Regions from separate parts of the Homo sapiens genome. Here regions 1, 2, 4, 5 and 6 are each linked to region 3. A link is a loop called in an ENCODE intact Hi-C map of the cell type or tissue named here. Cell type or tissue: mammary epithelial cell. All regions are shown on one strand. Region 1 holds the start of TRE-TTC2-1 (tRNA-Glu (anticodon TTC) 2-1). Region 2 overlaps LOC105370185 (a long non-coding RNA gene). Region 3 overlaps TSC22D1 (TSC22 domain family member 1). Region 4 has its middle 9.4 kb from the start of LINC00330. Region 5 overlaps LOC105370187 (a long non-coding RNA gene). Region 6 overlaps NUFIP1 (nuclear FMR1 interacting protein 1).

Evidence for each region. Hi-C counts contacts between places; a loop is a spot of excess contacts. Peaks named below come from ENCODE experiments on the same cell type or tissue, not always from the same donor. Only the 100,000 strongest peaks of a DNase experiment are listed, where the experiment ranks them.
Region 1: it touches region 3 in a loop (4-fold over the local background); 14 of 110 quality-filtered maps call a loop at or near these places.
Region 2: a loop joins it to region 3, with 3 times the contacts of the local background. A loop is called at or near these places in 6 of 110 quality-filtered maps.
Region 4: it touches region 3 in a loop (22-fold over the local background); 12 of 110 quality-filtered maps call a loop at or near these places.
Region 5: it touches region 3 in a loop (13-fold over the local background); 54 of 110 quality-filtered maps call a loop at or near these places.
Region 6: a loop joins it to region 3, with 15 times the contacts of the local background. A loop is called at or near these places in 104 of 110 quality-filtered maps.

What each region holds. Positions count from the first base shown.
Region 1 is chr13:44,916,006-44,921,005 of GRCh38, reverse strand. TRE-TTC2-1 (tRNA-Glu (anticodon TTC) 2-1) reads left to right here and starts at 3,008; the gene lies at 3,008-3,079. The region is part of intron 1 of LOC107984619 (a long non-coding RNA gene); the gene reads left to right. RefSeq lists an enhancer at 2,173-2,502. In mammary epithelial cell, CTCF peaks have their summits at 2,594 and 3,301; a DNase peak (open chromatin) is centred at 2,835; H3K4me3 peaks cover 1,484 bases; H3K27ac peaks cover 1,181 bases.
Region 2 is chr13:44,711,622-44,716,621 of GRCh38, reverse strand. It overlaps LOC105370185 (a long non-coding RNA gene), which reads left to right. Exons shown (of 3, transcript XR_941929.4): 2 at 624-927. Among named protein-coding and RNA genes, the nearest start is that of LINC00407, 74 kb to the right of the region's middle. RefSeq lists enhancers at 1,624-2,149, 2,150-2,675. In mammary epithelial cell, no CTCF peak of the experiment used is centred here; a DNase peak (open chromatin) is centred at 2,361; H3K27ac peaks cover 3,512 bases.
Region 3 is chr13:44,481,944-44,486,943 of GRCh38, reverse strand. All of the region lies in intron 1 of TSC22D1 (TSC22 domain family member 1), which reads left to right. Among named protein-coding and RNA genes, the nearest start is that of TUSC8, 78 kb to the right of the region's middle. In mammary epithelial cell, a CTCF peak has its summit at 3,066 (motif pointing left); a DNase peak (open chromatin) is centred at 3,113; H3K4me3 peaks cover 318 bases; H3K27ac peaks cover 375 bases.
Region 4 is chr13:44,816,486-44,821,485 of GRCh38, reverse strand. No RefSeq gene overlaps it. Among named protein-coding and RNA genes, the nearest start is that of LINC00330, 9.4 kb to the right of the region's middle. In mammary epithelial cell, CTCF peaks have their summits at 2,859 (motif pointing right) and 4,252; a DNase peak (open chromatin) is centred at 2,065.
Region 5 is chr13:44,877,527-44,882,526 of GRCh38, reverse strand. All of the region lies in intron 3 of LOC105370187 (a long non-coding RNA gene), which reads left to right. Among named protein-coding and RNA genes, the nearest start is that of TRE-TTC2-1, 38 kb to the left of the region's middle. In mammary epithelial cell, a CTCF peak has its summit at 2,878 (motif pointing right); no DNase peak of the experiment used is centred here.
Region 6 is chr13:44,968,156-44,973,155 of GRCh38, reverse strand. All of the region lies in intron 5 of NUFIP1 (nuclear FMR1 interacting protein 1), which reads left to right. Among named protein-coding and RNA genes, the nearest start is that of NUFIP1, 19 kb to the left of the region's middle. RefSeq lists a silencer at 1-22. In mammary epithelial cell, a CTCF peak has its summit at 3,103 (motif pointing right); no DNase peak of the experiment used is centred here.

The DNA of each region.
Region 1 (5,000 bases), 430 kb before region 3:
CCCAGGCTAGAGTGCAGTGGCACGATCTTGGCTCACTGCAACCTCCGCCTCCCCGGTTCAAGCAATTAACCTGCCTCAGACTCCCAAGTAGCTTGGATTACAGGCACCTGCCACTGTGCCCGGATAAATTTTGTGTTTTTAGTAGAGACGGCGTTTCACCATGTTGGCCAGGCTGGTCTTGAACTGCTGATCTCATGTGATCCACCCGCCTTGGCCTCCCAAAGTGTTGGGATTACAGGCGTGAGCCACCACACCCGGCCCTGTGCCCCTTTTCGTTCCCCTCCCCACACTCCAATCTTGGAGGACCCCAGAGCCTCGAAAGGCAGAAGGCCAAAGAAAGAAAGAAGTGGCTCATTCCTGGTGTGATATTTAACCAGCACATTGCTATTTTTTGACCAGCACACTGGCTTTTCAAGGAAAAAGCCCTGCCTTGTAGCATTTACCTATTTCCATGGGGTAAATACTCCCAGTGTGGCCATCTCAGGCTACCAATATGATGTCACTGAACACAGAGTTAGGAAGAGAAGCCCACCATGGGCTCCTGTGAGGCAGTAAGAGCCTGCTCCAGCAAACCACCACTTCGAGCTGGAAATCATGCCCAAGTTGGGCTGGGGCAAACTATTTGAGAATGAGGACTGAGCTGTTAAACAGTGTATTGCGCTGGATTGTGTTTTATTACTTAAAGTGGCCACAGGGCTCCCAGCACTTTGGGAGGCCAAAGTGGGCCTCCTGAGCCCAGGAGTTCGATACCAGCCTTGGCAACATGGTGGAGCCCTGTCTCTACAAAAAAGACAAGAATTAGCTGGGCTTGGTGGTGAGTGCCACCAGCAGTCCCAGCTACTTGGGAGGCTGAGATGGGAGGATCACTTGAGCCTGGGAAGTCAAGGCTGCAGTAAGACGAGATCAAGCCACTGCACTCCAGCCTGGGTCACTGAGTGAGACCCTGTCTCAAAATAAACAATAAAAATAAAGTGACCATAGGGCTTTCTGCTACTGCTTGAGTTTTCATCCACTGGTAAAGAGAAAAATGGAACAAATTTCAGTTTAGTGATCGTGAGAAACCAAGAGTAAATTCACATTTTGGTTACATCCTAAGGATGGTGCCCGTCCAATGGATGGGTTACTGTGAGAAATTAGATCTTGAAAACCTGTAAGATGTCTTTTTTAAAAAGAATTATCATCAAAGGGAAATATAAAACTGAAAAGTATTTATGAAATCTGAGCCCTCAAATTGAGAACCACAGATGTCAGGTATTCCGTAGTTGAGGGCGTTTGTTTTGGAGAGTTTTCTTTGGTGTTCCAAAGCAAATATCCTCAAAAGGAAAGCAGTTGTCTGATTAAGAAACTCTGTACTCTGTTCAAAGATAGTACAGGAAGAACCAACTAAAATGTGGGTAAGACCTACCTCATAGGTACACTATGAGGATTAAATAAACACATTTGAATGTGTCTGATACACAGAGTAGGTTTGCTGTCAATGCTTCTGGTTTTTTTCAGAGCCACATTCCCATTTTTTTTTCTTTTCTCTTTTTTTTAGACAGAGTCTTACTCTGTCACCCAGGCTGGAGTACAGTGGCATGATCTCAGCTCACTACAACCTCCACTTCCCCGGTTCAAGCGATTCTCCCTGCCTCGGCCTCCCAAGTAGCTGAGATTACAGGCGTGCGCCACCACGCCCGGCTAATTTTTGCATTTTTAATAGAGACGGGGGTTTCTCCACATTGGCCAGGCTGGCCTCGAACTCCTGACCTCAGATGTGAGCCACTCTCCTCAGCCTCCCAAAGTGTTGGGATTACAGGCGTGAGCCACCGCGCCCGGCCCATATTCACTTTTAATTATGTTGGGTTGCGTTCATTCCCTGTTGGGGAGCTTCTTCGTGGTAATGAGTGCGAGGCAGAACAATTTCTATTTCCAGTCTATTCTCGCCCCTCCTCTGTTGAGGATGAATGTCACAGATGAACCTTAGCCTGAGAGGGAGAAGGAGGACCTTCTAAGTCCCTGCGGCAGTTGGGGGTGTGAGGAGTGATCTTAGCTTTTAAGTGGGCTTCAAAGTGTCCTCTGCTAGTTGAACTGTTCGAAACTTCCACAATTTGTCCCCAGACTTCCATTAACACAGTTTCTGCTAGTAAACACAACTTATGTGTAGCTTAAGCCACTGAGGACACCAGAGCCACAGCTCCTCTCCGCCGGCTATCCCCAATGGCTGACTCTTTGCATTTCCCTAATTCAAACAGTAGACTGCTAAGGCATCAACCGCTCCCTTGAAATGCTTCAAATCGAGGAGGGCCTTGGAAACCACACGGAGTTTCCATCTATCATGAACGCCTGCAGTAAGAGACTTTCTCCACTTTTCTAAGCTACATTTACAGACCGCCACTCTGGCTGCTTTCGGTGACACAAATCCTGCCTTCAGCCGCTGAGTCATCAGAACCTGGAATGTTCCAGGCTTCCGGGCAGTTCTCATTCCTGTTTTTTCAGAGGAAAAGATCCACTTTCAGGGACGGGGTGGTGCCTGTGGCCAGCCTGGACCAGCGCTGAGGGGAGGGACAGATTCGGGCAAGGCACTGCGCGTCTGTGGCACACACCCTGTCGGCGGACACCGGCCAGTGCAGCGTGGCCTCCACTGCGCGGTGTTATGACGCCCCGTGGTCCTCACTTCTTCACCAGCCTCTAACATTCAAACCCCAGTTCTTTTGGACTTTGCAGGAGTTTTGTGAGGAATTGTGAACAATGACTCATCCAATCTAGTGTCTACATTGGTGTCGACATGGTACCTAGCACCAGGAGACTGGATGAGATCACGAAAGACGCGAGAGTAGATTGAAGAAAGATTCAAGGGCCCCTGCAAGGAGAGAAACAGTAGAATGCGAACCTGAACGGTTTAAACCGCTGCAGACTCCGCGCAGGCGCAGGAGCAGGTTTGACGCCTACGGATGAACGCGATGGAGTGGGCGGAAGCCGACCGAGAAGACTCAATTTGTCTAGGCTTGGAGTCGCTATTGCCGTCTCCCACATGGTCTAGCGGTTAGGATTCCTGGTTTTCACCCAGGCGGCCCGGGTTCGACTCCCGGTGTGGGAACGCCGAAATTTTAGACTGGCGTTCAGTCGATTTAGATTCTTCCTAACTCGGAAAAGGCATGTTTTTAACCAAAACTGTAATTCCATTTCAAAGCACGAGGGACACATCGGGGCTGAAGGGAACCAAGGAGCTACCCCTGGGGCGGGTGTGAGGTTCAAGTGTGCTCAGACCCTAGCCACCTGCGGCAGGCGGCGGAAGGGACGTATCTGGCAACAGCTTGAAGTCAGTTTTTGAAGTGAGAGATTAGGTCAGAGGTGAAGGAAAGCGGGGGAACCAAGCGGTCGCATGCCGAAATACACCCGCTGGTTTTTCTCCAGTATTTTCTCCTTGTACTGTGAAGATGAGCAAATGACCAAAAGAGTGCTCTTTTTTGAAAGAAAAAGGAAAGATGCAATTTTAGAACATTATAGGGTTTTTTTGTTGTTGTTAGGAGGATGCTGGGAGAGGGAGGGAGGCATTGCAGGGCTTTTAAGTTACCTAAAGTCATTCTAGGACAACAAGATTTCTAGAAAATACATATATTAAAGGCAGGGTAGTTCAATGTACAATTTGTTGTGTTTGTGATGCAGAGAGTTAACTAAACCAGTTTGGAAGGCGGGGAAGAAAATTAGGTTATAACAAATACTGAGGCTCCAGCCGATGGCAAAACAAAACAAAACAAAACGAAACCAAAACATTTTACTCTTGATATATTTATTTGACACATTGTTTTAAAAAAACTTTAAGAATTTGTGATATGCTAGATTAGAATTAGAAGTCTTAGTATTGACTTGTGACAGTTTCCAATTGTTATGCAAATAAATGCATCCCTTTGTTATTAGATGAGATTATCTAAAATGAAGACTATATTTAAAGACTAAAATAAAGACTATAATTTTTTTTGTTTGTTTTTTGAGACGGAGTCTAGTTATGTCGCACGGGCTGCAGTGCAGTGGCGCGATCTCGGCTCACTGCAAGCTCCGCCTCCCGGGTTCACGCCATTCTCCTGCCTCAGCCTCCCGAGTAGCTGGGACTACAGGCGCCCGCCACCACGCCCGGCTCATTTCTTGTATTTTTTAGTAGAGACGGGGTTTCACCGTGTTAGCCAGGATGGTCTCGATCTCCTGACCTCGTGATCCCCCTGCCTTGGCCTCCCAAAGTGCTGGGATTACAGGCATGATCTCGCTCTTGTCCCCCAGGCTGGAGTGCAATGGCACGATCTCGGCTCACTGCAACCTCTGCCTCCCGGATTCCGGCGAGTCTGCTGCCTCAGCCTCCCGAGTAGCTGGGGTTACAGGGGCCCACCACCATGCCCAGCTAATCTTGTATTTTTAATAGAGATGGGGTTTCCCCATGTTGGTCAGGCTGGTCTAGAACTCCTGACCTCAGGTGATCCACCCACCTCGGCTTCCCAAAGTGCTGGGATTACAGGCGTGAGCCACCGCACCGGGCCTATTTTTATTTTTTGATTATTATTTTAGATTATTTTACTCTCAGATGATATTATTATCCCTGTATCAATCGCGGCCCTGTAGGAAACTCGTGATATATTCTTAGCAGAGTGCTTAATCAAGGATTATTTAAGTTTTTCTTAGGGTTTAGGGAAACAAGAAGGGGTAATGCAGCTCTCACAGCTCCTGAGCCTAAGGGGCAAGGCCAGGGAGGATAGCTGATGCCGGGGGCTGCCAGGCAGAAGCTGTGTAGTTTTTGTTTGTTTTAAACTTGTTTTTAGGCCAGGGGCAGTGGCTCATGGCTATAATCCCAACACTTTGTGAGGCCGAGGTGGGAGTATCACTCGAGCAGGAATTGGAGACCAAGACCAGCCTGCACAGCGTAAGGAGACACCGTCTCAAAAATAAAAAAATAAAAAAAAAAAAAAAATTTGCCAGGCAGTGGTGCGTGCCTGTAGTCCTAGCTGCTCAAGAGGCTGAGGTGGGAGGAT
Region 2 (5,000 bases), 230 kb before region 3:
AAATTTTAAACTCAGGCTGGGCACAGTGGTTAATGCCTGTAATCCCAGCACTTTGGGAGGCCGAGGCAGGCAGAACAAGAGGTCAGGAGTTCGAGACCAGTCTGGCCAACGTAGTGAAACACCGTGTCTACTAAAAATACAAAAATTAGCCGAGTGTGGTGGCACACACCTGTAGTCCCACCTACTCAGGAGGCTGAGGCAGGAGAATCGTTTGAACCCAGCAGACGGAGATTGCAGTGAGCTGAGACCGCACCATTGCACTCCAGCCTGGATGAGAGAGCAAGACTCCGTCTCAAAAAAATTTAAGAACTCATTTATAAAGGTATATTTATACATTTTTGCCTAGTAAAATATTACCTCCCTCCTCCTTTTTTAAAGTTAAAGATAATCTCTGGAATGGCTGGGACTAGGATATAAGATTTTAATAGTTTCATTTCCTGCTATTTGTTAAGTTAATTGAAAATATAACAGGCATAGATATGATCTACTATTCAATGGAATAAAGAGTGTAAAATACCAGGTACTAAACGAACAACTGCTATCTTGTCCCTTGCCCAACCCTGTGGGAAAGGAGATTAGCTGGCAGTCGCCCAAATTATAACTGATCGTTTCTTGGGTTCCAGGAACATGGTTGGGATGTGAAGAGCTCCTTTAACATGGCACAGAGTCTGGTGACTGGAAGGTCTAGAAGTATATCAGAGGAAAGGAAAAATTAATGGATAATGACCAGATTTTACATCCACCTAATGGCTTGGAATGTTCCAGTGCCAAGAGAAGGCCTTCTTGTCGCATGTGATTTCATAATAATTAGGGCCAGCTGTGTCTGTGCGAATCAGGTCAAGCCAGATGCCAAACCCTAACTCAAACACTTACAGGAAGATCCTCATTGCCAGGAGCCTCAAACGTCCTGCAGAAAATCAAAAAAAGGTAAGTTATTCGATCTGTTCCCAGTCTGCCAAAATATTTTTTCTCCTGGGTACTGCTAACCTCTATGGTCTTCGCTTGTGCTTCATATCCGAAGATAATTCTACCGATATTACATTGTGTGTACATGGAAGAATGTTTTTTAAAAGCTTCATTAACAACTTTTCCATTCTGCTGGGATTTGTTCTTGGATCACTGCCCTTACCATGGGCCAAACCAACTCACCCATAATTCAGATATTTGTTGGCTAATAAAGATGAACTGTGCCAGCCTGTCTCTGAATTGGAGAGGAAACGGGGAACTGGGTGATGGGGAAGGAGGGAGATTTTTACTATATGCTCTGTTATAACTTTTAAATTTCAGTGAAACCATGTGCAAGAGTTTCCTATTGCAAAAAGTAAGTACTGTTTACTTTTTTTTTGTTTGTTTGTTTTTGCCTTTGCTGCAGAAATTGTAGTTGACGTGAATTACACTCCAGAGAATTGGAGGCTTCTTTTTCTCCAGGTCATTTCAATCATGTTTTTTGTTGTTGTTGAATTGTAAACTTCATGGAGCATTTTAAATGGCAGGTCCTGTCCAGGCACGGTGGCTCATGCTTGTAATCCCAGCACTTTGGGAGGCCGAGGCGGGTGGATCACCTGAGGTCATAAGTTCTAGAGCAGCCTGGCCAACTTGGTGAAATCCTGTCTACTAAAAATACAAAACTTAGCTGGGCGTGGTGGCACATGCCTATAGTTCCAGCCACTCGGGAGGATGAGGCAGGAGAATAGCTTGAACAAGGGAGGCAGAGGCTGCAGTGAGCAAGATCACTCTACTACACTCCAGCCTGGGTGACAGAGGGAGACTATCTCAAAAATAAATAAATAAATAAATAAATAAATAAATAAATAAATGGCAGCTCCTTTCATCTCTTGTTGCTTTGAATTCTACTTCAGGACTGCTTTTTTTTTCTTTTTTTTCTTTTTTTTCTTTTTTTTTTTTTGAGATGTAGTCTCGCACTCTCCCCCAGGCTGGAGTGCAGTGGCGCGATCTCGGCTCACTGCAACCTCTGCCTCCCAAGTTCACGCCATTCTCCTGCCTCAGCCTCCCGAGTAGCTGGGACTACAGGCACCCACCACCATGCCCGGCTAATTCAGAACTGCTTTTTTAAAGCTACAGCTTGAAGAGACTCCCATTAAAGCCATACAGCCTTCAGCTTCAGTAGCATTAAAGTAACCCAGATCTAGAGTGGTGCTGGCGGTGTACATGGGCCCAGGGCTCCCTGTTTCACTTAGGCTGGCCTGCTCTTTCCCCTGGCCTCTGTTTCCAGTAGTCACTTTGTTGCAGCTGAAAAGGAGATGGAACAAGAGCCACAGCCCTCACTGCTATTTGCGATGGTGACTAACTTGGGGCTAAATGTTGAATTCACTGCATTCCAGAAGTTGACTCACTTCCATCCAAAACCCTCGGGCTGGGGTTGGAATTCAGCTCAGGCTCTCCAAGGGGCTGCTCTGTGAGCTGTGGTCTAGGATAACCTTGTCTGGGTCAGCCCAGGCTTGTTCTTCATCTTGGGGTCCAGGTTCCAGCTTGCTCTGGAGCAAATTGATAGAAATGGTTTAGATGTCCTGAGATATGAAAGAGAATCCAGAGAGGAAGGTTCTGAGTGGATCTGAGACTCATCTGGGTTACTTGATCAGTAATAGCTCCAACAAAGTTGCCTCCTCCATCTGTCCTGGGACTGACCTTGTCAAAGCTACAGCAGAAAACAGGCTGTCTTCAGAAGTTCAGGGAGCTCACATTTAATTTGAATCCCTGCTTTGGTTATCATCAACCACACTTCTGGATTCTCTCAATTCTTGTAGCAAAAATATTTTTCTTAAAGGCATTTTAGCCCTTTTACTGAATAATTCAACAAAGTGCAATGGAACTCATACCGTCAACTCCTACGTTTCTCCTGTTTGGGGGAAACTTACATAGTTGACCTTTGAACAACACAGGGGTTAGGGGCCCCAACCCCATGTGAAGTTGAAAATAACTTTTGAGTCCCCCAAAACCTTACTAACAGCCTACTGTTGCCTGGAAGCCTTATGTGTAACAAAAAGTCAATTAACACATATTTTATATGTTATATGTATTATATACTGTTTTTTTTTTTTTTTTTTGAGACAGAGTTTTGCTCTGTTGCCCAGGCTGGAGTGCAATGGTGTGATCTTGGGTCACCGCAACCTCTGCTTCCCAGATTCAAGCGATTCTCCTACCTCAGCCTCCCAAGTAGCTGGGATTACAGGCATGTGCCACCAAGCCCGGCTAATCTTGTATTTTTAGTAGAGATGGGCTTTCTCCATGTTGGTCAGGCTGGTCTCGAACTCCCGACCTCAGGTGATCCGCCTGCCTTGGCCTCCCAAAGTGCTGGGATTATAGGTGTGAGCCACCGTGCCCAGCCTGTGTACCGTATTCTTACAACAAAGCAAGCTAGGGAAAAGAAAATGCTTTTAAGAAAATTATAAGGAAAAGAAAATATATTTACTCTTCTTCTTCTTTTTTTTTTTGAGACAGGGCCTTTTTCTGTCACCCAGGCTGGAGTGCAGTGGCGCAATCTCAGCTCACTGCAACCTTTCCCTCCCAGATTCAAGCTATTCTCGTGCCTCAGCCTCCTATGTAGCTGGGATTACAGGCGACAGCCACCAACGCCTAATTTTTGTATTTTTTAGTAGAGACAGGGTTTCTCCATGTTGCCCAGGCTGGTCTCGAACTCCTGGGTTCAAAGCAATCCACTTGCCTTGGCCTCCCAAAGTGCTGGGATTACAGGCGTGAGCCACTATACCCAGCCTATTTACTCTTCATTAAGTGGTAGTGGATCATCATAAAGGTCTTCATCCTCATCGTCTTCACATTAAGGAGGTAGAGGAGGAGGAAGAAGAGGGATTAGTCTTGCTGTCTCAGGGATGGCAGAGGTGAAAGAAAATCTGGGTATAAGTAGACTCACAAAGTTCACACCCATGTTGTTCAAGGGTCAACTGTCTCTAAAATAAAGTGTCTGTACCTAGTGGATACGCAAGACAATCTTTTGGAGCACAGTAAGAAAACATTTAAACTTAGATTTATTTTGATTTAAAATATGACAGAAGTTGGCCAGGCACAGTGGCTCATGCCTGTGTGCATGAGCACTTTGGGAAGCCAAGGTGGGTGATCACCTGAGGTTGGGAGTTCGAGACCAGCCTGGGCAACATGGTGAAACCCATGTCTACTAAAAATACAAAAAATTAGCTGGGCGTGGTGGCAGGCACCTGTAATCTCAGCTACTTGGGAGGCTGAGGCAGGAGAATTGCTTGAACCCGGGAAGCAGGGGTTGCAGTGAGCCGAGATCATGCCATTGCACTCCAGCCTGGGCCAAAAAGCAAAACTCTGTCTCAAAAAAATAAATAAATAAATGAAATAAATACGACAGAAGTTAAGCTTTACTAATAGTTAATCAATGGATTGGCACTGGTCTCCTCTCTCAGCCCACATGTCAGAAGGTTGAGTGTTCTGGATGATGGAGAAAGAAGCCTGAGGGCATCCCATGATTTGGCTGGAATAATAGCATCACTCTAATTTGATTGTTTTTAGTGTATTGGGACACAGTGCATTTGTGTATGGCAGGTTACATAGATTTATAGCTTTCATAATTTAGTTTTAATAAAGCTAAACTTGAAAAAATAGGTCAGTGACATGAAAATATTTTTTTCTAATGGAATCAGAGAGTAAAGCTAAGAACAAAGTTCTTACTTAGCCAGCATAAGTAAAACCACAAGAATATGGCACAGCAGACACCGCCTTTATTTGTCACATGAGGTAAAAATAAGGACAATCTAGTTCAGTCACATGGTCTCAACTAAAAATATTAGTGAGGGCAGAGTTATGGCTATTTTATTTTTATCTTATCCTTTTGAAAGTTCTATTTTTGTAAATATTTTTAACATACATAATATGTTAAAATGGCTTTATATGTACATAACTTTATAAAGAGATAAACATTTCATGAACTAGTGTTCTCAAACTTTTTTATTACTGGTGGCATGTGCAATCAAAACAGTACAGAGACCACTGCGAAAGAG
Region 3 (5,000 bases):
CAATTCCTTCTGACTACTTCATAGCATATTTTAGAAATCTGCATTTCTTTTTCATTCTAAGTGTCTTAAGTTTCTATTAAGATTTATTTTTTGATCCACATATTATTTAAAGTGTTTTGAAATTATCCAGTGTGGGTGCTTTTATGCTTTGTCATTTTGTTAGTGAATTACACATTAATTAATTGCATAGTGTTCAGCAAACGTGGTTGTATGAACTGATTCTTTTAAATGTATTTGGTCTTGCTGTATGGTTTAGCACATCAACAGTTTATATAGATTGTCCATGTATGCCTGTAATTCTTTAATTTTGAGGCTGAGGATTCTCTATGTGTCCATTCAGTCAAGTTTTTAAATTGCTTTAATTAGATCTTTAGTATCTTAACTAATTTTATCTGCTAGACCTAACAGTAATATAGAGATTATTTGATACTTCCTTAGAGTTCTAGCAAATTTTTCTTTGTCTGTTTATCTATATTCAGTGCATGTAAGTTTAGAATTCTTATATCTTCCTGGTGCATTGAAGCCTGTTATGTCACGATTCTCTTTAACCCTAATGATGCATTTTGCTTAGATTTATTTTGTCTTATTTAACAAGGTTATTCCACCTTTCTTTGGTTAATATTGCCAGTGGTATCTTTTTCTACTTCCACTTTTCATCTTTTAGCATTTGCATGCCCTTATATTTTAGTGTGTTTCTTGTAAATATCATATAGTGGATTGTTTTTTTGTGGGGGTGACATTTAAAATCTTTGGTGAGTCTTGTCTGTTTATATTTATTGTGATTATGGATCTGAATTTCTTTATTCCATCCCTGTTCTTCTGTTTGTCCTGCTTTTTCTATGCTTTGCCCTCCATTCTTGCCTTATTTTTTTAGATTAAGATTTTTGCTTTGGATTATTTACATTTTCTTTTTCGCCTTTTCTGGTTGGGGAGCTATGTATTAATGTTCCTTTAGTTTATACTTTTGTCTAATCCATCTAACAAAATCTAAAATTATTCCATATTTAAAAACCCATCCCCCTTGAAAAAATACAGAAGCCTTACAACAGTTTAACACTAATTACCCTAACCTTCCCCTACTACCTACAATTTATTTGATACTCTTATCCATAATTTTAACTTTAAATAATTCTACAAATTTGACAGTATTTTATATAGGTAATGTTTGTTTAGATTGGCCCACAGGTTTACCAGTTTCTTTGCCTACTGTTCTTTCTTGTAACTCAGACCTTTCTAATGGAGTATTTTTCTTCTTCCTAAATAATATTTTTTGTGAATTCCTTTAGTGAATGTCAAATGGTGGTAAACTTTTATGCTTATCTGAAAAATGCCTTTATTTTATTCTAGTTCTACAAATATCTGAGTACCCATTTCCAGGTTATTCTAGGCATCTGTTCTCTCTGAACTAGTAGGACATTTTTGAAATGTCTTTCTAATTAGAAAGGTAATCTAGAGGTCTAATATTTGTTATGTATGGGATTAATTTAAAAATCTTACTAAAAACACTTTTAATAACCTTGTACAAAGTTTGTGTTATACTGAAAGAATTGCTATACAATTAAAGACTGAAATATGACTAAAAGAACTTTCCATATATATATCTTGGTGATTGCTTTTAGATTCATAGCTGGAGTCACTATTTATAGGGCCTATTGCTTATGGCTTTGAGTTTCATTTACTTATACTAAGCACTCATTTTTCAGAAAACTTGTACTTTATTAGTTCTTGGTGATGGGGGGCAGCATGCATTCTATTCTTTAAAACTCTTATTTTCTAACTATTGTCTTGATTGGAGTCAGCTTAAGTGGATATGTACTATTATTGCTGCCTGCTCCTTATTGCTTCTATAATATGGTAAAAGAAAGAGGATGGACTCCAATATTTATTGACTCTTTATGTACTACTCATCTTACATACTCTACATATCTATTCTTTTTCAGTTCTCACTACATATAATCCCACTTTACTTTCATTTTGTAAATGAGGAAATCGAATTTGAAAGTTAAGTGACTTCCTGAGTTATAGTATACAAGTGTTGGGACTAGGAGTCAAAACACAGATGCTCATGTATTTTCTACAATTCCAGTGTTATCAGTTAAAATATCTTCTGGTAATCAGTCCTTTATATGCAGCCCAGTAAGCAGAAGGGATACCCACCTGTGTGGCTTGAGGTTCGATGTGGGAAAGAGCCCATCAGCTAATGATACTGCTGTACTATTATTCTGTGGTGCTGCATATGTACTATTATTCTGTGGTGTGGCCTATACTTAGATTTACTTCTAGGGTTTGCGTTGGGCCATAAATTGTTAAATATGTTTATCATGAATATTAGTTGTACCTTTAACAATTTCCATCATTTCCTGCCTTCTCCAACCGCATCTCCCATTCTAGACTAACATGATAATAATACACAGCTATGCATTTTTCCGCTTCCAGACTAATTAAAGTAACGTATGTTTCTGTGCTCACATTCAGAGACATTATTTACCTCTGAATTGAGAAGCACTATTATTTATAAAGTATATAGGATGGGCTAGTATGGGAAGGGAGGAAGGACTGTGTTCCCTTGCTTGTCAACAAGAAATTAGTATATTCTTCATAGCCTTAAAGGGTTTTACAGTAAGAAATGGAAATCTTGTTACTGTAGAGACTAGAGATTTTTGAGGGATTTTTTTTAGCATTCCCATAGTTGAACTGTAGGCATAATTTCAAACTCTTAGGCTACTCAAACCTCAAAACGTTCAGATACTATTTGTTTTGAGGGTTTTTTAAAACCTGTTCCTACTTTTTTCAGTTTCAAACTTTGTGATAGTATGTATGTCTGTTTTATTTGTTAGCAAATTTTGTAGCTTTTTAATCTATGTTTAAGTAATGCTTTTAAAAAGGGCCAAGATTCGTGTATAAGATACCTATGTGTTCAGCTTAAGCAAAATTAGGTTAGAAATGAAATTATATGAATCAAATTGTACCTAATTTAAGAGCCCTGGTTGCATTCATAAAAATAATCTAGAAGGCTAAATGGACCATTTTTTAATGAAAAGGATACGTTGTATTAGCGCCATCTACTGTTAGGTCAGAATAATTACTTCTTGGTGTACGTTTGGATTTTTCCCAATGGCATATTCCAAGTCCAGCATCTTTCTGCATGTCCTTTAACTTAATTGACCAGTCTGTAGAATGTGGGCGTTTTAAGCTATTCAAATAATATCCTGTCTATGTTCAGGGTCAGCCAATTTTTGTAGATCTTGTTTCATAATTCTTTTTTTTTTTTTTTTTGAGACGGAGTCTCGCTCTGTCGCCCAGGCTGGAGTGCAGTGGCGCGATCTCCGCTCACTGCAAGCTCCGCCTCCCGGGTTCACGCCATTCTCCTGCCTCAGCCTATTGCTGGGACTACAGGCGCCTGCTACCACGCCCGGCTAATTTTTTTATTTATTTTTTGTATTTGTAGTAGAGACGGCGTTTCACTGTGTTAGCCAGGATGGTCTCGATCTCCTGACCTCATGATCCGTCTGCCTCGGCCTCCCAACATGCTGGGATTACAGGCTTGAGCCACCGCACCCGGCCCATAATTCTTGTTAAAGTAGCAATGGCAAATTTCCTACAATTTTCTTGATAGTTCATGATTTTAAAATAAAGCTAGCTGATTGTGCTAGCTTTCTACAAAGCATCCTTGTTTTAAAATTTGCTAATTGATAATTGTTATAAAGACTGGGATATTAAAATTGAACATCCAATTTGTAGCTGAAAGACTGTCTAGAGAAAGCTGTATCTCAATATGTTGCTTGTTAATTCACTGAATGTCTAACTCTGCATCGTACATTATTAAGTGTATTCGTAATTTAGGGGAAAACCTATATCTAAATAATGTAGTTACTTTTTTAAAATTTCTTAATGTAAAGAATATTACAAAAATAGCTTTATATAATGTACTGATTAGGAATATAAGCTTTAAAGTTAGATTCTCTGAGTTTAAATACCGGCTTTAGCACTTGTTGCATTTATGATCTTGGGATAATTGTGAAGCATAAATATCTTTCTAAAGCACTTGGAATAACATCTGGCATATTAGTAAGCACTCAATAAATGTTAGTTGCTATCATTAATATTTTAATCAATGTTTACATATCCAAAGTAAACATAATGTTTCAATAACTATATTTTTATCTTAGTAACTAATAACTTTTTTGGTAATGAAACCTATAATATTTGACATAAAATATGTAACTTAAGAATATAAATGTTCAAAATGTTTACTGTTTGTTTCTGCATATCATTTAGAGTAAAGGGTAGTATGGTAGAGCAGAAACAACAAAGTTGAGTCTTCAGTCTCAGCTCTGTCAGTTACTAGCAGTGTAACTTGAGGTTATTTAACCTCTCTACTGAGTTTTTTGTTTTGTTTTGTTTTGAGATGGAGTCTCACTCTGTTGCCCAGGCTGGAGTGCAGTGGCGTGATCTCGGCTCACTGCAGCCCCTGCCTCCCAGGTTCAAGCGATCCTCTGGCCTCAGCTTCCTGAGGTACTGGGATTACAGGTGTGTGCCACCATGCCTGGCTAATTTTTTTTTGTATTTTTAGTAGAGATGGGGTTTTGCCATGTGGGCCAGACTGGTCTCGAACTCCTGACCTCAGGTGATCCACTTGCCTCAGCCTCCCGAAGTGCCTGGATTACAGGCGTGAGCCACTGCACCTGGCTAACCTCTCTAAAGCTCAATCTCTTCACCTGAAAATGAGTTGTTTTGAGGATTAAATTATATAATGTATGTATAAAGTCATTCTTGGCACTTAGTAGACTAACAGCATAGATGTCAATTCTTTTATAACATACTGCAAATTTACTAACATGCACGTGTTTCCATAATTTTGCTTTATATTACTTATATGAAAATAAAAATATATTAAGCACCCTTTATATTTGAAAAGCTGATGGAGTTTGAGAAGGAACAAAGAAATTGTGACATCTTAAGAAGTATAATTGAGGATGGAATAGAAACGTGAAGAGTTT
Region 4 (5,000 bases), 330 kb before region 3:
ATCTCAAGATCCTTCATTTAGGCTGGGCACAGTGCCTCACATCTCTAATGCCAGCACTTTGGGAGGCCAAGGCAGGTGGATCACCTGAGGTCAGGAGTTCGAGACCAGCCTGGCCAACATGGCGAAACTCCATCTCTACTAAAAATACAAAAATTAGCCAGGTGTGGTGGTGGTACCTGTAATCCCAGCTACTCAGGAGGCTGAGGCAGGAGAATCGCTTAAACCCAGGAGACGGAGGTTGCAATGAGCTGAGACTGTGCCACTGCACTTTAGCCTGGGTGACAGAGCAAGACTCTGTCTCAAAAAAAAACCCCCAAAAAACAAAAAACAAACAAGAAAAAAGATTCTTCATTTAGTAGCATCTGCAAAATCTTTTGGCCATATAAGGTAAAATCACAAGCTTTGGGGATCAGGATGTGGATATCTTTTGGAAGCTGTTATTCAGCCCACCATGATTATACAAATGTTCACAGCAATTTAATGGATCTTATTGTCATCCTCCAATGCTATGATTGTTACATTCTCCTCCAGGACCTCCTCCTTCCCAAAGTGCAATGCCATGATTGTTAACATTCTCCTCCAAAAACCCCAAGCACAGTCAGATTGCGGGATTGGACTATTCACTACTTAATGAATCGTCTAATCCTACAATGAATAGTCCAATCCTACAATATGACTATGCTGTTGCTTGCCTGATTGCTCCCAGATCTGTCCTGCCTTTTCCCCGCAAATTAATTTCCAGTCCAAGGCTCTCTTGCCAACCAGCTCACAGCTGCGTTTGGCCAGTGCGCTGGTGAGAGATTGGAGGGTAGTGGAAGAAGCCAGGATACACCCTCTGCCCCAAGTCAGGCAGTGTCTCTTAGTGGCTGTGCTCTCCTTTATGGTTCCAACTCTTGCCAGACAGACTCCTTCCATGGACCCAGATCTTACTGGGCAGCATCCACAGAAGATCCAGCTCCCCCAGGGAAGCCCCAGCTTTTAAGGCTCTGGCCCTATGGGTGGTAACAGCTCCCCGTTGGTGATAAGCCCAAGGTGGCTTCACCATCCCCTCATTAACTTTTCAGCTTTCCCAACACCTTTGTAACTAATTCCTCTTATGAAATTATTTCAATTGGTCTTGAGCTCTATAGGCTCTGACTGAACCCCAACTGATATACTGGCTTTCAGGGGTTTTTATAACATTACACCTAACTATTTGTTCAACTTTATCTCCCAGATTCCTTTATTCTAGCTAACCCAAACCACATTATTATTATTATTATTTTTGTTTTTAAATATACTTTTCTGCTTCAGGAAAGGTATGCTCAAGCCACTCCATCCACGTGAAATGCCCCTCCTCCATTCTTGGCTTTGCTTGTCAAAATACTTCGGGTTTTTGGAGGATCACTTCAAAATCATCCTCTTCCTACAATGCCCTCTTGATTACCATGTCTGGAATTATTTTCTTTTGCAGACGCAGTGCTTTATAGTAATGAGCTGTTGGAATGTATACAAAGCCTCATCACACAACTGCCTTGCATTGGAGAGATTTGTTTAGGTCGTAAGTTCCCACAGTTTGAGTCTGTGCAGTATACTCTATGCGTGCTCAATACATAGACCATTTAATCAAATAAATGTTGGAATTCCAATCATGAGCATGACTCTTAACTATCATTCTCTGTTAGATAAAAGAAGGTAATCAGTTTTCATTTTATCCTTACGAATTATGTTTACTAGAGGCTAGAAAAACAAATCTAATGTTTTAAAATTACAAAATCACTCTCCAGTCTTTCCATTCTAGTTAATTGAAATTGAGTATCAATTTCCCAACCTAAAAATTCATATCTGTGTTTCACAGTACATACATAGCTTAAAAGCGCAATCAAATGTAAGGTATCTCTGTCATTATTGTCACTAGTAGAGGGGTTGGCATCAACTATTTTCTTTGTTCATCAGCAGTTACTCCAGTAAATTTGCAGGCTGACAAAGTCATGTGCTCTTCACCTTGTGTGATAAGCTGCAGAGTTGACCAAGTAAGCATGTGTTTGATGAATTTTTTCCATTTATGTGAATGGGGGAAATGACTCATAGCAAAGAAACCTGACCTCATCACAGACGTAAGACTGTCTAGATTGACTAGGCTACCTAAGCCAGCCCAGGATAGTGCAGACAGGGAGCATAATGATCCAGGTGAGTATCTTACCTATCAAGCGTCCAAGAGCAGGTCAAACATGGGGTCCATTCTTCTCTTCATGCTTGGCTGCTCAGGCTCAATTTTAGGTATCCCTTAGTGACAATGACCCACACGGATCAAGAGGCAAACAGACTCAGGCCTATCCCCCTTCCTCCCTAGCCAGCATCACTGGCCAGAATCCCAAAGGCCTGGCCCATGCTGTCAACATGGCCTAACAGCAGGGCTACGAGCTGCGAGGAGCTTCCTGGAGACATTTGAAAATCTGTGGTGCCGTTCCCAACAGCCTTATTCAAACAGAAGGCAGCAACTCTGACCTGGAAAAGAGGTGCAACCTCTAAGAACAGGCTGTCTACAACCTTCCTGAAGACCAGCACTTTCGGAGGAGGTGGCTGTTTGCTAGCCTACCCAAACCTACCCTCCTGAGAAATATGACTTCCCAAGATGCAGAGCATTTGAATTGATAGGTGGGCCTGCATTCATTAATGCTTTTGCTTGTGGGTCTGTTTTTGAGTAGCAGCCTCTCCAGGTCAGGAATTCATCTTTATGGTTGCTAGCAATTGTTTGGGGACAGGATATGGAGTGAGAAGGAGGGTCTGGGGACTGCAGCTTGCGCTTGACTTCCCTCTTTAAATGGCAGCATCCATGACCATTTCCTGTTCTCTCTTCATGTGGCCACAGGATGGCAATGTTTAGGAACGTTACTGTTACCTCCCAGGGGCTGTTTAGATCCTAGATTAGAGCTCAGCAACGCACAGATTAGAGCTCAGCAACGCACACGAGCAACTGGAGATTTGTGTAGGACCAAGAGCTTTTAAATCAGGAGGAAGAGGAGGAAAGGAAGGGTCATTTATTATGAGATTTTTAGAAATCCAAATAAAAATATCGCAAAGCGTACGCTGAAGGGTACTTAAGTAAACGCTGCGTTTACTTAAGGCTGAATCCTGCGTGAAGCCACACTGCCGGGGGTACCTACTGTCCCTCCTGATGCATCTCATGCTGAATTCTGACCATTACAAGTGATTTTTCTCCCCCTGCTGGGAAGCACTTCCACAATTTTGTCACATAATTAGCTGAGCACCTACCATGCTGTAATACCTCGATCTGAATCAGTAGGTTTCCCTAGGTTGGAAGTTCCCTGGGACAGGACCCATGCTTTCTTTATCTGTTTCCTCAATCCTGAAGATGGATTATAAACAACCTGGGCTCACTGCATGTTAAATAAGTAACTCATGGGCTGAAATAGTATCAGAGTTTAGGGACAAAAATTCCTATAGACTAATTTGTCAAAGAATGAGCCCTAAAGGTAACATTTGGCCTGAATTTTGAAGAGGATGCAAAGGAGAGGGGGCTGGGAAGGAGTGGCGCAGATAGCCCCCTCTCCACTCACTTCACTCAGCCCTGAGCATGGGGAAGAAGACATTCTGAGTTTGGAGGAGCGGAGGCAAAGCGGTGCGGAAATCGGAAAGCCGTGTTCAGGGCTGCTTGTGACATGGAGGAAAAAACATGGGATTATGGTAAATATAACTGGGAGAGCAGATCCAGGCATTTAATTTGAGGAGTTTTAAATGATGTTAATGAGGCCTTTTTGCTTGATTCTTTCCATTTTTCCTTCCAGTGATTGCCCAGATTTGCGATTGACACAATGAGGAAGCAGCTGTTTGCTTAAATAACCCAGGAAACTGCTAGAAAGGAATGGGAAACGGTGATCCACAGACCTCAAGCTCCGGAGAGGCAGGAATAGGCACCCTGACCTGCTCTGACTCACAAGGCTCCAGGCAATGGCCCCAGGGGAGAGTCCTGGGTAGTGGCCCCAGGAGGTGGCATTGGATGGTGGCTACGGGTGGTGGCCTCAAGTGATAGATCCCAGATAGTGACCCTCAGGGTGTGGCACCGGATGGTGACCCTGGGTGGCTGGCCCTGCTTCCCTGTCCCTGTGACTCAAACAGAGGCTATTTTCAGCTCCACTACCCCCTCCCCACTTCATGATCTCAGGGTGCCCAGAGGAGGCTGCACAGTTTTGTGACTTCAGAACGTGGCAGGCAGAGGAACTGGAGCTTTCCTGCCAGCAGGAGTTGGATAGATCAGACAGGGCCCCTGGAGAGGTTGCTGATGAGTATGGATGAGTCAAAAAGCCAATGGCACCCTGGGAAGGTGTTGGGCATGGCTTGTACCTCTCACACACAAATTTAAAAAGTTGGTTTGCAGCATAGACATCCCTTAGTGTAGTGCAAGTTCAGCAAATTACTGGGGAGCTAGATGCCTGTTTTATTCCAGTTAATCAGATTATATGAACTGATGAAGTAGGATTTGTTAATAACATTCGCTTACAAGTGGTGGAGAGCTTTATTAATAAGTCATTAGGTTGGCAACTTTAAATACCTGGCATTCAAAAGCAATTCCAAATGCTTTTGTATTGCAAACTTCTGGACTCTAAGAAAATAGCTAACACCTGGTGTGTTGCATTCCTGCAATGCTCAAAGACATTATAGAAAAAAAAAAACCACTTGTGTCCCAAGCTTTCACAAAGTAAGCTATTGCTCTGCTCTGAAAGCTGTTCTTTATTTTGTTCATGGTTTCCCCCAACCTTCCTTCAGAAGAGTTGCAGCCCTGACGGGCTCTTGGTGAAGAGATGCATCATCAACAGACGAGGCTTCTCTGGGCAGTAGATGGATACAGGTGGTCTGTTCTTCCCATTTTGAAGACAGAAAAGCTGGGACACATCATAATTTGTTTGCTTAATATGCCCCCTCACATAGAGAGGAAAGAAATTAAGGAAACGAGAGAGTAGGAATTGGAATCCAGATGCCTCAACTCCCAGACTTCCCCA
Region 5 (5,000 bases), 400 kb before region 3:
ATACCAGATGAGGTCCCTGGAGTGGGCATGAAAGGCTGAGCAGGAATTGCACTTTAGCTGATCGTGAAGGAAAGAGAGTATTTGTGGGTATGGCAGGTGGTCCCAGGATCGCAGTGAAATGTCTCTTCTGCTGCCTCCATCTCCTGGCAAAGCTCCCTGTCCTATGTCGTGTGCTAGGGAGAAGCGTCCTCCTTTCAGAGGCCTCTGGGGGAAAGTGAAATTTAATTGTAGTTCTTTGAAACATTTCTGGGATTAGATAAAAGATGGGGAAAAGATCATTTCAGCACCCTCAAGGGTTTCTAGTCATGCAAGGGGTAAAGTCTTGAATATGCTTTTAATGGAAACTGTCCCTTTTTAAGAGAAGTCTACCTGAATGGGCTGTTTAATTGAGAGGCTATGGCTGGAAGCAGTCATTGCTGCCCTGTTTAAGGATTCAAAGACTGTCTTCATGGTAGGCAGAGGTATATCTTTGCAGCCAATGTTTCCTTTGGGAAACGGCTTCTTTCTGCCTGTGGACTCACACTGTGGCTTGTCTGCAAACACTGCTGTGGTTCTTGTGGAGCTGTGTATATTAGGTCCAACTTCGCTGTTTGCTGGAAGGAGGAGCAGAGACCCCAAGCGCATAGGAAGAGCAGGCTGGCATCACCTTGGCCTCGTGCTGGAGAAGGGACCACACAGACTTGGTCTGGGCTCAGCAAATCTCAACTCTTTAAGATGGAATAACCTAGAGTTTAAGACATATCAAAAGTGTAAACATAGTTGCTGACCCGGGTAGTTTTATGGAGGGAGGTATTCCTTCGAGAGAATTCATCTAGCTATACCTTATGATTTGTGCAATTTTCTATATGAATGTTATGTATCAATAAAACATTTGAAAATGAAAAGGCAAGGAGCTGTCCATTCTTTGGGTAATTTGGGAGATAGAGCTACATCCCCATTCCCTCGCCCCCCACACTGCATGGGTATAGCCTCCCCTGATACAGCTCCTGGGCATGGGGTGGAACACTTCCACCGAAGGGTATGGACTTGCACATTGTCATCTCTGGGAAGTTCTGAGACTGGAAAGAGGAGCTTGCTAAGCAGGCCTTTTATGGGGTGAGAGGAAATTCTCCCTCTCTCTAAACCTCATGGCCCTGGGCCCTGGGAAATTTTGGTAATACGAATTGGTGGCTTTGACTTGGGTAGAAAAGGATCTTGTAGATGAATGCTCATTAATCCTTTAAAAAATGGATGCTTATTTGATAAACATAAAATATAAACATTCCATTTAAGTGGAAGGAGTGGTCTGAACCAATAACCAGAGACTGGAAGACTGAGGTGTGCCGGGAACTGAGTGTAGGCTGGCTTAGCTGCATTGAAGCTTGGTGTGGACTCTTGGAGCTACATCTCTAGAAAGGGCATGTTGCTGTGCTCTCCCGTTCCCATTCTCAGCCCCGTTGTATTGTAATCATCTATTTGTCAGTATCTTCCTCTAGACACTAAGTTTGCAGAGGGCAGGCACTAAGGCTTTGTGTTGTCTTAATTTTATTTTTAAAATCAGATGGGGTTTCACCATATTGCCCAGGCTGGTCTTGAACTCCTGAGCTCAAGCGATCCTCCCATCTCAGCCTCCCAAAGGGCTGGGATTAGAGGCATGAGCCACTGTGCCCGGTTGACACTCAGTCTTTGACTTTCAGCACAGCTCTTGGGCTTAGGAAGTGCTCAGTGAGTGTCTGTTAAACAAATGCCTGCCTCTTTATGTGCACCTATCTCGGGACGTGTGTTCCCTTCTAAGCAATTTTCCCCTAGAGGCTCAGCTCCCTATCCCCAAGCCCAGTGTGAGGCCTGGCACAAATTCAGAGCTGTGTAGACACCTGGCGGGGGTGGGGGGGGGGGCAATAAGGTCCTTAACTAACTGAAAGCAAGAAAAAAAAGCTACGATTCTTTTTTCTCTCTCTTTCTTTCTTTCTTTTTCTTCCTCTTTTTTTTTTTTTTAGACAGAGTCTCACTCTGTCACTCAGGCTCAAGTGCAGTGGCACGATCTCGGCTCACTGCAACCTCTGCCTCCCAGGTTCAAGAGATTTTCCTGCCTTAGCCTCCTGAGTAGCTGAGATTACAGGTGCAAGCCACCATGCCTGGCTAATTTTTGTATTTTTAGTAGAGACAGGGTTTCACTATGTTGGCCAGGCTGGTCTTGAACTCCTGGGCTCAAGTGATCCACCTGCATCAGCCTCCCAAAGTGCTGGGATTGCTGTGGGCGTGAGCCACTGTGTCCGGCCTTGATTGTTAAGTACTCAAAAAGCAAAGTAGCATGGATCCTCTTTGTGTCAAGGAATAGGGTATGTCTGCTTATGAAAAGTTAAGCACTCGGGACTATTTTCATAAAAGTATGAAGTCATTCACAAGCATCACCTTGAGGATGAAACACTGAGTCTGACAGTGGGGCAAAGAATACCAGATTCTCTTTTAGGATGAATTCATTTCCCTTCTTCCAGAACTGACCCACTCCTGATGGGGCCTGAACAAAGATGGAAAAATGTGATGCTAATTTTACTACCCAATTTTATTTCTGTTTCAGCCCATTTTCCTGTTGCCAAGTTTCCTATTTGCCCACAAGGGGGGAGAAGTTGATGATATATTTAAAGGTTTAGAATCCTTTCGGTGTATCACACCATCCTAATTTTCCCCTGAGAAACCTGATGCTCCCGGAGGTACACAGAGTTTGGCGGCATAATAATCACAACAACTTCTATTTGTGGAGGATTTATGGGGAGCTGGAGCTGGACAATGGGCTGGCTAAACATTACATTCAATGATGTCATTTGATAGCACAACTTCCCATTTTACAGAGGAAGACACTGAGGCTCAAGCAAGTTTAGGAATCTTGCAGAAGGTCACGAAGCCAGTAGGTGGCAGACCTGGTACTTGAACATGGGCTGACTGCAGACTTGTGACACCTCTTTTCTAACTGCCTTCCTGGAGGAGAGAGGGTTGGATTATGATTCTGCTGGGTTCCAAAGTGGTGGAGGATGTGGATTATGAACCAGAGCGTAGAACATTTTCAGAAGACCACAAAGGCCTGTGAAGTCCCATTTACTGCTCAGACTTAGTACGTGCTTGGTGTCACTTGGGTCTCTGGGAGAGTCTGGCTTTTTCACATTATACTGGCTGCCACCAAGACACAGGTCTAGATGTCCCAGTGCAGAGTTGCAAACAGTTGCTATAGTCCTGTTCTTCTAATGCTTCCCAGGATGGTGCTTCAGATCCTCTTGCCCTCACCTGCCTCTTGTCTCAGCTGCTGTGGCACATGGGCTCCAGTTGACATCACACAGGTACAACAGTGCCTTGCCTATGTGCACACTGGTCACCTCCCGGCTCAGGGCAGAGACCTGCCTGGTGCCCATACATGTGCAAGCTGGAAGTGTTGGGGAGTTAATGCCCTCTGGGGTGAATCTTTGCCCAGTGAAGGCAAGAGATGATGGTCAATTCTTCCCTTCCCTGCATTCCCATGGACAGACTTTAGATGCCATTCACATGATTTCTCTGTGAGAAGCACCTGGGGTTTAATGAGTGTTAAATATATTTTGAATGAGTGCCCACAGATGTAGCCATCATTGGCACCTGGTGGCAGGCAGCTCAGTAACTGGCCCTCCTGAGTTGGTTCTCTTTCCTTCTCTGCTTCCTTCCCTTTCTCCCTTGGCCCTGCTCCCTGGGATTATACTCCCTAACAAAATAGGGACGTCTGAAGAATCCTATATTCATTCATGGTCTTCTGAGATAGCCAGCACACCTGGCATCAACAGGTGCTTTGAGTGAAGAGTGAGACACACTGAGATGGATGGAAAGTCTGTGACCTGGGCTGGGAGGCAAATTGCAGAGTGTCACCTCCATCATATTTCAAATAAGTTTCCGTTTAATTTCCACAGATCCATTTTCTTCTCCCCACTTACAATTCACCTTTTAGTGGCTTCCCTACGTGACTAAGACATGTGAGAAAACGGTACTTAAATACTAAAGGTTAGTCCAGCCCACTCGGTCTCTTTTTCAGGCACTTTCTTCTGCTGTAGGGAAGAGAGGTATGTGACATTAGTCTTTATGCTCACTTGACTGATACCTGATTGAGCAGCACTGTCCCAGGGTGGACCCCACTGCAGCTGTTCTCTGTGCAGGAAGTTCACACTCACAGCATTTGAGGAAGACAGGAGAAAGCTGCATTGGCACTGCTGACCTCCTGAGACCCAGGGGAAAGAAAGGGGAGATCCCTGCGCAAAGAGCAGAGTTAGGGGTTACAGTTTCTTACCACCTCGAGTGGGGTGGGTGCTTATGGACCGAAGAGGAGGGGTCTGATAGCATTCCAGCAGCCAGTTGAGCCCTGGAAACACTGAGTCCTTTTTTTACCCAGTCAGTGGGGTGTATTAGTCCGTTTTCATGCTGCTGATAAAGACATGCCGGAGACTGGGCAGTTTACAAAGGAAAGAGGTTTAATGGAGAATCCACAGTTCCACGTGGCTGGGGAAACCTCACAATCATGGTGGAAGGCAAGAAGGAGCAAGACACACCTTACGTGGATGGTGGCAGGCAAAGAGAGAGCTTGTGCAGGGAGACTCCCGTTTTTCAAAACCATCAGATCTTGTAAGACTTATTCACGATCACGAGAACAGCATGGGAAAGACCCTCCCCCATGATTCAGTTACCTCCCACCGGGTCCCTCCCGCAACACATGGGAATTCAAGATGAAATTTGGGTGGGGACACAGCCAAACCATATCAGGAAGGAACGGTACTTTTCCAGCAGTGTGTATACTGTTGCTACTCTGAGGGACTTCTATAAGATCCTCTCAAAAAACAGGGTTTATTTAATTTATTTTTTATTTATGATTTATTTATTTTTTTGAGACGAAGTCTCACTCTGTTGCCCAGGCTGGAGGGCAGTGATGCGATCTCGGCTCACTGCAAGCTCCGCCTCCTGGGTTCACGCCATTCTCTGGGACTACTCCCGTCACCACGCCCGGCTAATTTTTT
Region 6 (5,000 bases), 490 kb before region 3:
TAAATGATTAAAGGAAAAAATTTCCACTGGCTAGAGAAACTTTGGAAACATTAATATTTGAAGATGAAAACTAGCATAGGCAGCATGTATTTATTTAAAGTTCCTGATAGAAGACTAGTTTGATTTTCTAATGTTAGCAAGAAATCTCAGCAACCTTTGAATATATGTTAACAGACATTTTGCTTATCTTTGCATAACTTCTTGACAATAGTTTAGTTTGAAAATTAGAGGTAAACATTCAGTATTTGAAAGGACAAAGATTTTGCTATATGTGGCTGAGTTCACCAAAACAAACACTAGTAACTTCTTGCCTTTAAGGTTCTCACTGTAGTGTGAAATGAATAAATACACATGAGGTGGCCATAAGACTACAAGTAACTGAAGCATTAATTTTAGCTATGTAGGGATAATCCTGACTGGTCAAGGGATATTTGAGTTTTTGGAGGGGAGGGCCGTCTATTTGTTTTTCAAGACTTCCTATAAGAGGCCTCCCTCCCCCAGTTTATCTTAATGTATATTGTACATATAGTGAAATTCACCCTTTTTAGTGGATAGTTCTGACAAATATATACTGTCATATAAATACCACCAGAATCAAGATATAGAACAGTGTTTCTTCACCTGGAAAAATTGCCTTATGCCCTGATGGCAGCCTCCCCTCCACCCACTGGCAACCACTGATTTATTTTTTGTTCTTATATTCATACTTTTGCAGCAACATCATATAAATGGAATCATACAGTATGTGGCCTTTTTAGTCTGACTCACTTATTTTTAGTCTGCATTTGAAAGTTATCCATGTTGTTGCATGTAGCAGTTGTTTGTTTTTTATTGCCGAGTATTACTCTTTTCCATAGTATGGATGTATATCAGTTTGTTTATCCGTTCTCAGTTGAGTGTTGTTTCCAGTATTTAGCCTTTATATAAAGTCTTCATAAACATTCACGTATAGGTTTTTGTTTTGAATATAGGGTTTTATTTGACTTGGATAAATATCCAGGAGTGAGATTGGTTGGTCATGTGGTAAGCATATGTTTAACTTTATGAGAAACTGCCAAACTGTGTAGGAGGATAGTTTTAAATCAAGATAAGCCTATTTGAGCATGGAAAGTATTCAGATAAAAGGAGATGGTAGGGTGCAGTGGTGCTTGCATTAGCTAGTCATGCTCTAGGAAATGGAATGGCAACCTTACTACCATGGCTTAGTGCAAAGAGGTGTCATTTTCCCAAGGTTAAAAAAAAAATAAATCCAGGGCTGCTGTTGCTGCATGACAGTACCATGGACGTAGGCTGTCTCTTGTTGCACCGGAGTAGGCGGCTCTCCTCTTGCCTGTCACCAGAATGTTCTTGCATATGCAAATATTAAGCCACAGAATAGGCAGAAAGAAGAGAAAAAGACAAAAGGTACACGTAGCCTAGTTTCCCCCCTTTTCACTGGGAAAACAGTAGCTTTGTTTTTATTTCCAACCAGGAGATAATTTATATAGATCTCATTGGCTAGAAGTGGGCTGCTTGACCACCTTCAGTGGCAGTGGAGTTGATGGGATGCCTGAAACAAAATTGTTAAGGAATGGGGGAGAATAGTCAGTGTTTGCTTTAGTTCTTGGTGGCACAGTGGAATTTCAAAACTATAAGTGAATTTTGGAAGCGGCTCTGTCCTTCTGAATAAAGGATTGGTTTGAGCAAGCATTTAATAGGCTTGCTGGTGGCTCTTTTTATGTAGGACAGGTGGGGGCTGAGGGGATAGAGTCTAGCTCTGGTTTCCAGAGGTATGCTATGACAGCAGGCAGAAGTGCCTTGGAAGAGGAATGGGCAAAATCTGTTGAGGGAATAAGTGAGGTTATAGGTTTGTGAAATTTAGAGGTGTTTAAAGAGAATGAGGAAATGGGGTGAAGATGGCAATTTTGGATGAAGTTTATTTATACCTGTGATGTTGCTTTGTTTAGTAAGTGCTCTGAAAATTCTTTGGGCACTGGGTGAGTTCATCTGAGGTTCTTCCATAGTTTGTTTCTCAGGTTCTTGCTCTTTAATATATTCTGAAGAGTTCATATATATTTTTTCTGTATGTATATTTTATTAGAGGATATGGGAAATACTGCTTTTCTTTTGGTATGTTTGATAGATTTCTCAAAAATGCATAAATACTATCCCCACTAGCAATTTTTTAAAAACCTATTATGGGCCGGGCGTGGTGGCTCACACCTGTAATCCCAGCCCTTTGGGAGGCCAAGGCAGGCAGATCACTTGGGGTCAGGAGTTTGAGACCAGCCTGGCCAACATGGCGAAACCCTATCTCTACTAAAAATAAAAAAAATTAGCTGGGCATCGTGGCACGCACCTGTAATCCCAGATACTTGGGAGGCTGAGGCAGGAGAATTGCTTGAACCCAGAAGGCAGAGACTGCAGTGAGCCAAGGTCGTGCCACTGTACTCCAGCCTGGGCAACAGAGTGAGACTGTCTCAATAAAAAAACAACAAACAAAAAAACCCTGTTACAAAAATATACTTACTTTCTACATTCCTGTCATTCTCAATTTTTAAAAAATATTACTTGAACTCCTAAAAAGAGTAAGTTCCACATTGGTGTGGCAGAATAGTCCTTATTTCATGAATTTGATCTTTGTGTGAGAGCTACATTCTTTCCGATGAAGCCACTATATTCTTTGACATGCAGGAAAAATAAGGTCTTTATGTAGTTGCTCTGTTAGGAAAAGCTTGTGAAAGATTTCACAGAGTAAGAATTTTAAAGCTTAAAGAAAACTGAAGGTTTGCTTGGCATATGGCTTCCTTATCTTTGACAAAAGTACATCTTTGTCCTTACTTCTACATCTCTGTATTTTTCAGGTTAGTCAGACTCAGGGGTACCGAGTGTATTTAATTTAATAACTTTTAAGGCTTTCCATTAATAGCCTTTCCCCTACCTCCCCAAAAAAGCCACCAAAAAAAGTTATTCTTTCTTAATTCCTGTCCTATGTAGTACCAATGCTGTATGATTTGGCTTTAGGGAAAATGAGTGGTAGAGGTTTGTTTCCAAAACCTTGCTTTTATTATAGAAACAGTGGAACATTTTTCACAGCAGACTGGGAGTCCACTAGGTGGAGTAGTTTTACAATTTATTTCAACGCTTACTGTGGCTCTGAGGAAATCCTTTTGTTTCCCTGGTTCATGCAGAATTCCAACACAGGAGATCTGCTCTAAAGAATGCTGTATCTTTTTGATGTTCAGAAAGAAAAGTACAATAGTGTAGCTTGTGTGGAAGCAGTTGTGGTTTAATGAGAGTGGGAAGAGTAACTATGTTTTATAGAACAGGCAGAGGGGAAAAGCCAATAAATGGGTCGTGATTTGAGCATAAGGAAAAAATTGGAGAGAATAATGTGACCAGAATGGTCTGTGCTAAGATAATGGTTAGGACGGTTTGCCCATGTGTTGGCTCTGTAGTGCTTAAAGATTGTCACTGGAGGCATAAGGTATAGGCAATGAGGAAGGTGAAGAAGAGGTAAAAAATGAAAGAAGAGAGGAAGGAAAAGAGCATAGTTTCAGGACCATTTCCTCTTAGTGAACTGAGGAAAGATAGAAGTACAGGGAGAAAATGATTTTAGTAGATAAAAATATAGAAAAACCAACTGTGAAAATTTCCCTTGTCACGGTCTTTATAACTTCATATTATCCATTCTCTAACAGGAGATATTGGACTAAGCTTTACATGTATGTAACTGCAATGTAAGACATAATTTATGTTTTTTCAATAGTCTTTGGATTTGTTATTTCTTGTACTTTAGGAACCTGAACTCCTTCATCAGAACTCCTTTTTTTTCGTTATTCATTTATCTCAGCTTCATGTTGGTGGAGTGGGGCTTCCTACTGTTGTTTATGTGTGTAATTAGGTCTTGTGTTTCTGATTTTTCTTTTTTGCGATAATGTGCTTTTTAGCAACCATTTTTCTCTCTAGTTTTAAATATCTGGATTCTGTGTAAATAAGAATGTAATAAATTTTGGAAGAGGATTTTATTGATTTCAGCACCAAGAAAAATAAAATCTTACAACTTTTTAAAACTCTAATCTTACTTTTAGGAACATGATACTTAATTTTAGGAAGACAAGTTTCCTTACCTTTAGGAACATGATATTTAATTTTAGGAAGTTAAGTTTCTTTACCTTTAGGAACATGATACTGCAGTCTGCCTGAAAGAGAAAATTAGCTGTTTTAAAAGGCTTCCATCAAAGGAGTTTCTACACATCACATCTTTGATGTTTCACTTAGGGAACTCTTTCTTATATCTTACCTAAAATCCACTTGCTATAACAAGTTTAAATTCTTTACCAATGAAAAGCAGTTACCTAGCATCTGCTCTCTGGTACGTAGTACACTGTAGTGCCAAATTTTATCATGTAACATATAGCCCAACATGGTAAGAGTCTGCAATACTCTGCAAAAATGTTGAAGAAACTTAAGTAATAAGTAAATTTGAGAATTGTGGAGGGTGTTGAGTAGCTGTGAGTTACATGTCTCGCCACTGTGAGGCCTGTAAAAATCATTACTGTTTTTCTCATTTCTACTTCTGCATATTCTCTTCAGTTTGAGAACAACTGGACCATCCTCTCTGTAAAACTATTTTTATTGTCGCTTCTCATCTTCTTTTAAAGGTTGCAAATAGTTCCTTTCATCTTTCTTTGGAGGTTTTATTTTTCATCCTATTAATCATCTTTGAGTCTCTTCTGAATCCCTTCCAAGTCTTTTTTTTTTTTTTTTCTTCTCAGTGTTCCTTTAGTTTAGAAGTACAGAACTGGACACAGTGCCCTGAGATTATCTGACTGCTTTTGAGTATCCTGGAGGAAGATTTCACACTCGTACAAGTGCCAGAGTCTACTTCTTATAACCTTAGATTATGTTTGCTTTCGAAAAATGTAGTCATGTATTGCTGACTGTCAGATTTTTATCTCCTATGACCTTGATCTTTTCCTTTTATGTTTATTTATAGTTTGTACATTAATCATCTTTTT